2 separate regions of the Homo sapiens genome follow, and region 1 is linked to region 2. A link is an interaction called in ENCODE POLR2A ChIA-PET data of the cell type or tissue named here. Cell type or tissue: CD4-positive, alpha-beta T cell. All regions are shown on one strand. Links, peaks and the distances in the headings refer to the core of each region. The heading gives the core; the rest is flanking DNA.

Region 1 (4,604 bases), core at 52-4,051, 470 kb after region 2:
AAATGTCCACTGACAGGTAAATGAATAAGCAAATTGAAATATTCACACTGTAGAATATTACACAATTAAAGCAATGAACTATAACTACATGCTACACTGTTCTTACAATATAATTATATATAGACTACCTATAACATAATACCTTTCTATCAAGTGTTCTTCATTTATTTATTTTTTGAGACAGGGTCTAACTCTGTCACCCAGGCTGGAGTGAAGTGGTACAACCTCGGCTCACTGCAACCTCCACTTCCCAGGCTCAAGTGATCCTCCCGCCTCAGCCTTCTGAGCAGCTGGGACAGCAGGCACATGCCACCATGCCCAGCTAATTTTTGTATTTTTTTGTAAAGATGGGTTCTTGCCATGTTGCCCAGGCTAGTCTCTAACTCCTGGGCTCAAGCGATCCTCCCACCTTGGCCCCCAAAAGTGCTGGGATTATAGGTGTGAGCCTCTGTGGCTGGCCCTCTAACAAGTTTAAAAACAACTAAAACTAAACATTTATTAAGCATTACGTTAATCAAATATAATTTAACATTAATTAAACATTAATTAAGGATAACACTAATTTAACTATTTTTTAAAGGAAGAAAATTATTAGGACAAAATGGAAGTAAAGGGGTAAAGGGAAGCACACAGGTAAATGTAAGTTATTGTTGATATTTTAGGCCAGGTGCAGTGGCTCATGCCTGTAATCCCAGCATTTGGGAGGCCAAGGCTGGTAGATCACTTGAGCCCAGGAGTTTGAGACCAGCCTGGGCAACACAGGGAGACCTCGTCTCTACAAAAATAATAAAAATTTAAAAAATTAGTTGAGCTTGGTGCACCTGTTACAGGTGCACCTATAGTCCCAGCTATAGCTACTTGAGGTGGGAGGATCACCTGAACCTGAAGAGGTCAAGGTTGCAGTGAGCCGTGATTGTGCCACTCCCCTTGGTACCAGTGAAACCCTGTCTCAAAAAAAAAAAAATTAGATCTTGGGTTGACAGATGTGTTCACAGGTGTTCAGATACATATAATTTTGAAATAAATTAATAAAATAAAAGAAAGCCATGCTAGGAAAAAAGGAAATATCAATGGTCAAGTTGCTAGGCTGTATGCCATGAAGAGCAGTTAGTCAAAGAGAATCACCTTTTCAGATGTGCCCTATCGCCCACCAGCCAGTAGTGGACAGCTCCCTGTCATGGGATAACCTGGCTGTGCTTCTCCTGGAACTTGGGCCTTACCATCTGGGAGTCCCCATTTAGTTGAGAAGCTGCAGAGGGAGTTTATTTCTGTGGCCTTGTAATGGGGCACACCTTCTGTTTGGGGGGGAAGTTCCCTCCTGTTCCAGGGAGATCATGAAGCAGCAGCTGCGTTGGCAAGGGCAGAGAAGATGTCCTAGTGATGGCTATTAAGGGGTCCCTCCCTTGCAGAAAAGGATTAGTGTCCAGCTAGCAGAGAAACACTTGCCAGGTACTTAATAGGTTCTATTTGATGGTAGTAGAAGCTCTCCCCAACACACATGCCCACTCAGCCAGGGAGAAGGTAGCAGGAAGGAAGGAGGCCCCCTGAGTATTGTGACCACAGAGATAGCCTGCCCCTGCAACCACACCCACACACTGAGGTTTCACCAGGGTGTAGGGGAGTGGTGGTTAAAAGACAAGAGAAGAGTCAGATACTATTATCTCCAAGTTTTGCTCCAAAATATGAGCTCTGAAAGTGAACGTGAGGACCCATTTCCATCTGTCCCCTACCCCATTCTACTCCCAGGTATAAGTTGCTTACCAAGATGAATAATGAGGGTTCTTTACAGCTTGTAAAATACTTTTTTAAAACATCATCACATTTGGTCCTCCTTAAAAAAAACCCAGTGGGGGTGGTTATCGTGCTTACCTTTATTTTTTAGATGAAAAAAAAAACTGAGGCTTGGAGAGGATCAGCGACTTGTCTAAGGTGATAGACTTGGAGGCAGAGATGAGAGGAAGGCTTCTGACTCCCTCTTATGCCATGTTCCCAGAGGGAGTGCCCAAAAACATGCTGTCTCAGCAGGAAGCAGCCACTACCCAAAAGCAGAATGGGAGGAAAGGAACAGGGGCCACATTTGGTCCTTACTAGCCAGTGCAGAAATGATGGTACTGGAAGGAGATATTTAGAGAGTGGCCCTTCTGTCACCTGATCCAAAGGCCAGGAATTGAAGGAGCTATGTCCTAGAGCAGCAGAGTTCTGTTAATTTGTTGTCTGTGCCTTCTGTATAATATCACTTTGTGCCCCTGGATATGCTGTTTTCTCCAGTGAGTCTAGGGAAGGAACTCTGAGGGATCATTTCACTGTCACTAAAAAACAAAACAAAACAAAACAAAAAAAAGTTTAAAAGGGATGCTTCAAAGTTTGATGCTCTAGTTGTTTTTAATCAAGCAGGGATTGCTCATTGTAAAAGTAATTTGGGATAATATAATCAAATAAAAAGTAGAAAAAAGAGTCACACCACCCAGGGATAATCACTTGTCCATCACCAACTTATCCCTGGCAGGGAATCTGCAGACAACATAGCACTGTTACCTCCCTTTGAGGCCTCAAATAATTTCTAACAGAAAGAGGCTGTTTTTGCTTAGGATGCAGATGAATAAAGAACAGAACTCCTCAGGCCGGGTGCAGTGGCTCACGCCTGTAATCCCAGCACTTTGGGAGGCCGAGGCAGGTGGATCACAAGGTCAGGAGATCGAGACCATCCCGGCTAACACGGTGAAACCCCGTCTCTACTAAAAATATAAAAAATTAGCTGGGCATGGTGGCGGGCGCCTGTAGTCCAAGCTACTTGGGAGGCTGAGGCAGGAGAATGGCATGAACCCGGGAGGCGGAGCTTGCAGTGAGCTGAGATCGTGCCACTGCACTCCAGCCTGGGTGACAGAGCAAGACTCCACCTCAAAAAAAAAAAAAAAAAAAAAAAAAGAACAGAACTCCCATCCAAACGGTGAGAAAAAGACGTATAATCTACAAATCATACCTTTTCTTGAACTCGTCAGAGAGCTGAGGTCGCAAGGCAATGAAATGAACTGAATTCCAAAGAGTAACTATCCCCCGTGAGAAGAAATAGGGAACAGGGGCTATTTTACCTTTGCCCAGGACTGGCTACATCATTTACAGATTTATAGGACCCAGTGAAAAATATGGGGAACTTCTGAGCACAGGGCACTGTGTGACTGCACAGCTTGGATACCATGAGGGGGGTCCTGTCTTTGGCAGAGAACAGAAGGAAGTGGCCACCACCGGTGTTGGTAAAAAGGAAGGAACTCAAATGTCTTGGATTCCCGAAGACTAAGTATGGATTAGCATTCAGTTTATTTATTAATTTATTTTTGAGACAGAGTCTTGCTCTGTCACCCAGGCTGGAATGCAGTGGTGCAATCTTGGCTCACTGCAACCTCCTCCTCCCAGGTTCTAGTCATTCTCATGCCTCAGCCTCCCAAGTAGCTGGGATTACAGGCCTGCACCACCATGCCTGGCTAATTTTTGTATTTTTAGTAGAAACAGGGTTTCACCATGTTGGCCAGGCTGGTCTCAAGACTCCTGACCTCAAGTGATCTGCCTGCCTCAGCCTCCCAAGGTGCTGGGATTACAGGCGTGAGACACTGCACCCGGCGCGTATCAGTTTAGAATGACTGGGAGCCCCAGAGAGAAGGGGAGTTTGTCACTACAAGCCCTTTTCCATGGGCCTCCACTAGGTGCTCATGAGAAAAAATGGGGATAGGGCAAGAGCCCCATGCTTGATGGTGCAGGCATTCAAGATGATGCAGGCAACCCTACGCCAGGGTGTAGCCAAGAAGTGGGTGGGGACTCACTTCCAAAGACTCCTCTTTCATCAAGTAAAAGCATCAAGCAGCTAGAAGAATGGCAGCAAACAGTTTCCACCCCAGAGCCACAGGTGTAGAAGCAGAGTCTGGCTGCCTTTGGGAAACAGTAGGAAACTCTCATTCTACACTGGCAAGGGCAAAGATCCACTGCTTCTGGGATAAGAGTCAAAGCAAAAGCTGACTTCTCCTGGGAAAACAGGGGTAGGAAAACCTTCTGGGCCTAGGATTCTGCACCAATATACAGTGGAGACGTGTGAGTCTGGAGGAGGGACTCTTGCTATGTTGCTCAGGCTGGTCTTGAACTCCTGGCCTCAAGCAATCCTCACACCTCAGCCTCCCAAAGTGCTGGAATTATAGGCATAAACCACTATGACTGGCCGGAGGGGCTCTTTTACACCCAAGACCCAGCACAGATTCCAGGACAGAGTTTGGTTGCCATGGGGATGGGAAAGGAGCAGAAACTCTGAGAAGGCCTCAACCACAGGGCTCAGGCTCACAGCCTCTGCCTAAGACTGAGGCTGGACCAGGAGAAGCAAGAATGCCCTTAGACCCTACCATGAGCCTAACATCAAGTAACAAAATAACAGCAATCTATATTAATCAAAACTTAACTGGGCGTGGTGGTGCGCACCTGTAATCCCAGCTACTGGGGAGGCTGAGGCACGAGAATCACTTGAACCCGGGAGGCAGAGGTTGCAGTGAGCCGAGATCATGCCACTGCACTCCAGCCTGGGCGACAGAGTGAAATTCTGTCTCAAAAAACAAACAAACAAACAT
Region 2 (4,939 bases), core at 486-4,485:
TTAAGAGAATTCTCTGATATCTTCTGCTGTTTCTTTATGTGCTTCTCACCATAAACTTCTTATCTGCAGGATGACTACTTTGTGAATTTCCTCATTCATTAAATATTTGGGGGCCATCCTGCAATCAGCTAGCTGCTAAAATGTACGTCAGATTTTTTTTAAACTCTACCTTTGAGGCCAGGCACAGTGGCTCACACCTATAATCCCAGCACTTTGGGAGGCCGAGGCAGCCAGATCACTTGAGGTCAGGAGTTTGAGACCAGCCTGGCCAACATGGTGAAACCCCCTCTCTACTAAAAATACAAAAATTAGCCAGGCATGGTGGCAGGTACCTGTAGTCCCAGCTACTCGGGAGGCTGAAGCGGAAGAGTCACCTGAACCCAGGAGGTGGAGGTTGCAGTCAGCCAAGATCGTACCACAGCACTCCAGCTTGGGTGACAAAGCAAGACTCTGTCTCACTTAAAACAAACAAACAAACAAAAACTCTACCTTTGAGAAGTTTCCAGCTAGCTTAGGAAAGGACATGTATATAAATAATAGACAGCTGACTTAGAATGAGACAGAACACCTGATTCCTGCCCACAAGCTACTTCCAGCTAAGCGGAGAGACAGATGTATGTCACAATGTCAGACACTAAGAGACAGAGGCACAATTCACAGAGGTGAGCCAGACTGGAGACACATGGTTGGACGAGGACAAAGTTTGCCAGATCAGGGAGGCAGTGAAAAAGGAATAAATAAATCCGAGGCATAGTGCTAGAACATCCATCGCCAGGAAACATGTGGATAAATGTCTGGAGACCTGGTGAGAAGGCTGGGCTGGAGAGCAGATACAGGAGCCACCAATCCACACAGAAGTAGCAGGTGCAGCCTTGGTTATGGACGAGGCTGCCTGGAGGGAGTGTGAGCAACAAGACATGAGAGGACCTGAGAATGGAGATGTTGGAGAACACCAACATTTAAATAAGCAGCGGAAGGAGGACTAATAGGAGGTAGAGAGTGGCATGAGAGATACAAAGACCAACTGATACGGGTCTTTGGAGCCTCTGATTGAGTATTCTGACACCACATCTGTAATTTTTCTCCTAAACCATGAGAACACTCCAAACTAAAAGTTATTTAACTCTCACCCAATGCTTTCACCTTTATAGGGTCAAAAGGGGGCTGAAACCAGGTGACCAGTGACCAGGAGCCAGTGGTAGACAGGAAATGGAGGGAGCTTTTGTTTCGTTTGAGTTTGGAAGATAGGGGAAGACTTCCTGGAGGAGGTAATATTTGAGATGAGTCATAAAGAATGGAGGCCAGGTGTGGTAGCTCATGCCTGTAATCCCAGCACTTTGGGAGGCTGCAGTGGGAGGACTGCTTGAGGCCAGGAGTTCCAGACCAGCCTGGGCAACACGGCGAGACACCATCTCTACAAATTTTTTTTAAAAAATTAGCTGGATGTGGTGGCTGAGGTGGGAGGATCACTTGAGCCCAGGAGGTTGAGGCTGCAGTGAGCCGTGAGCGCGCCACTGCACTTGAGCCTGGGCGACAGAGTGAGACCTTGTATCAAGAAAAAAGAAGGCTGGGCGCGGTAGCTCACGCCTGTAATCCCAGCACTTTGGGAGGCTGAGGTGGGTGGATCACCTGAGCTCAGTAGTTCAAGACCAGCCTGGCCAACATGGTGAAACCCCTTCTCTACTAAAAATACAAAAATTAGCCAGGCATGGTGGCGTGTACCTGTAGTCCCAGCTACTCAGGGGACAGAGGCAGGAGAATCGCTTGAACCTGGGAGGCAGAGATTGCAGTAAGCTGAGATCGAGCCATTGCACTATAGCTTCGGCGATCAAGCAAGACTCTGTCTCAAAAAAAAAAAAAAAAAAAAAAAAGAATGGAGAAATCTATAGGATCACAGAGTGTTTATGGGAAAGAAGGGGAAAGTACCCTAGGCAAAGGAAATGGCGTTAGCAAATGCGCAGGCTGGGGTTGGGGAGGCTGTGCATAGCAGAGGGCAAGGTGCACATGGCTGCCGGATAAAAGGAGAGGAAAACCCATAAAGCAGTTTTGGGAAGTAAACCTAGAAAGGGAGGTTAGGGCAAGCAAGAAGGGGTTTCCATCTCCTGCCTACCACTGGCTCCTGATTACTGGTCACGTGGTTTCAGCCCCCTTATGACCCTTCAAAGATGAAAGGGTTGGGTGGGAGTTAAATAACTTTTAGTTTGGAGTGTTCTCACAGCTTAGGAGAAAGATTTCAGATGTGACGTCAGGATACTCATACAAGCCTGGGCTCCGCACTTAGCAATGTGATGTGGGCATGAACTTCTTGAACATCAGCTTTAAGATATGTAAAGTAGGTGTGCCAGGTGTTAAACTAGTGTCTCTCAGCTCCAATGCCACCCTTCTCGACTCTGCTTTGCAATGCCAGAGCTGGAACTCTGCAAACCACACTTCTGCTTTGCCAGTGCTCCTCATCAGACTCTGCTAAAAGTGGAGTTAGAGGGAGATACAAGGCTAGAGGAGAAAGATGGGACTTACTCCTTTCTGTTAGCCCTCTGACTGCTTCCTGTCGGCTTGTGTCAGTCTAGCAACGGTTATTCATCTGGGCAGCAGCAGTTCGTTTTAGTAGCAGTGTCTGAATCCAGTATGCAGTTTTCACTCGAAAAATCAACAGAATTGGCCAGGCACAGTGGTTCATGCCTGTAATCCCAGCACTTTGGGTCACTTGAGGTCAGGAATCCGAGACCAATCTGGCCAACATGGTGAAACCCCATCTCTACTAAAAACAAAACTTAGTCGGGTGTGGTGGTGCATGCCTATAATCCCAGCTACTCGGGAGGCTGAGGCAGGAGAATCGCTTGAATCCAGGAGGCAGAGGTTGCAGTGAACCAAGATCGCACCACTGCACTCTAGCCTGGGTGACAGAGTGAGGCTCCATCTCAAAAAAAAAGAAACAAAAATCCACAGAATTACTTCAAGGCCTTTGCACTTGCTGTTCCCTCTCCCTAGGATGCCTTTTCCTCCAGATATCCACATGACCCACTTGCTCACTCCTTCAGGTCTTTATGTAAATGTTGTCTTCTCAATAAGGTCTTCCCTGACTCTCCTATTTAAAATTACAACTTCTCCCAGGACTCACTGTCAGCCCCCTTGTCTGTCTTATTTTTCCCAGAAGTACTCATCACCATTGACGTCCTACATATCTGTACTTGATTGTGTATTATATGCCTGCCCCTACCAAAAAGTAAACATTACAAAGGTAAGAATTTGCCAGGCCTGATGGCTCAGGCCTGTAATCCCAGCACTTTGGGAGGCTGGGGCAGGTGGATTGCTTGAGCCCAGGAGTTTCAGACCAGCCTGGGTAACACGTCAAGGCCTCATCTCTACAAAAAATACAAAAAATTAGCTTGGTGAGGTAGTATGCACCTATAGTCCCAGCTAGTTGGGGGACTGAGGCGGAAGGATCACCTGAGCCCAGGAGGTTGGGGCTGCAGTGAGCTATGATGGAGGCACTGCACTCCAGCCTGGGTAACAGTGTGACCCTGTCTCAAAAAAACAAAACAAAACAAAAAGAAAGGCAAGGATTTGTCTGCTTTGTTTAATGTTGTGTCCCCAGTGTCTAGAAAAGTACCTGGCTAATGGCAGATGTTCAAGGAATATTTACTGAATGAATGAATGAATGTACAGAAAAAAAAAATTCCACCTTGGGAAGAGGGCAGTTACTCCCTCCCAAAAGAATGAACCATGCAAAGAAATGCTGGCTGCTCTAAAGAGCTATATTCCACCAAGTATTAAGAAAAAGGCCTATGTTCCAAAAACTATAATTAAAACAGGGAGGGTATTTCAAAGAACTGTTTTTAAGCAAAAGAATCTATGCGCTCTCATTCATTCTTTTAGAATATCTCTTAAAAATCATGTCTTATAGCAGTCATTTACACAAGAAGGATCAAATTTATTTGGACCTGGAAGAACCGTTTGAAAACCATATAGAAGAATGAGTAGCTTCTGAAAGATGCGGCAGGTCTGATAAATTATACTTATGTACTGATTTTGCACTGGATCCATTCTGTTTTCAGCTTAATACTGTTAACGCTAGCTGAAACTTTTCAGATAAACTGATCTCACAGTGTTTAACCTAAAACAGATGAATGGCTAGTAAATGACCTCCAATTCTAATTTAATCTTTAATTGTCTCCACTGAGAAAATATTTAGTATACAAAATAACCTAGGCCATAGACATTATTTTTCCAAGAGCCTAAAATAGCATCCTCTCCCTTTAATCGGCTTTTTGTGGAATGTTGTAAATGCAGCCACCAGATTAGAGGATAATCTTCCCTAGATTGGCTTGACCCATTTAGATAATGAATCCTTCCAGTACCTGTTGCTTTATTAGTAATCAGCACCTATGAAGAATTATTTGTGCTGCAGCCTATATAGTTTCATCTGCAACCTGTAATTTTTGAAAAAATTTTTTTCGCTGAATTTGTAAAGAATGAGAGAGATCTACATGTACTAACATGGGTAAACTCCCAATAAATAAGAAAAAAAAGCAAGTTGCAGAACTATCTCCCTCTCTCTGTCTATATATATATTTATATATATATATCTATATATATTTATATATATATTTATATATATATTTATATATATATTTATATATATATTTATATATATTTATATATATATTTATATATTTATATATATTTATATATATATATTTATATATATTTATATATATATTTATATATATATATATTTATATATTTATATATATTTATATATATATTTATATATTTATATATATTTATATATATATTTATATATTTATATATATTTATATATATATAAATATATATATTTATATATATATTTAAATATATATATTTATATATATATTTAAATATTTATATACTTATATATATTTATATATTTATTTATATATTTATATAGTATGTACTG

The links. ChIA-PET counts read pairs that join two places held together with the same protein. Peaks named below come from ENCODE experiments on the same cell type or tissue, not always from the same donor. Only the 100,000 strongest peaks of a DNase experiment are listed, where the experiment ranks them.
Region 1: POLR2A ChIA-PET joins it to region 2 with 6 read pairs; 2 of 35 experiments call an interaction of 5 or more read pairs at or near these places.

The regions. Positions count from the first base shown.
Region 1 is chr2:62,312,477-62,317,080 of GRCh38, forward strand. No RefSeq gene overlaps it. Among named protein-coding and RNA genes, the nearest start is that of MIR5192, 110 kb to the left of the region's middle. RefSeq lists enhancers at 1,228-1,277, 1,338-1,437. In CD4-positive, alpha-beta T cell, for the core only: no CTCF peak of the experiment used is centred there; no DNase peak of the experiment used is centred there; H3K4me3 peaks cover 804 bases; H3K27ac peaks cover 905 bases.
Region 2 is chr2:61,844,242-61,849,180 of GRCh38, forward strand. All of the region lies in intron 1 of FAM161A (FAM161 centrosomal protein A), which reads right to left. Among named protein-coding and RNA genes, the nearest start is that of FAM161A, 7.3 kb to the right of the region's middle. In CD4-positive, alpha-beta T cell, for the core only: no CTCF peak of the experiment used is centred there; no DNase peak of the experiment used is centred there.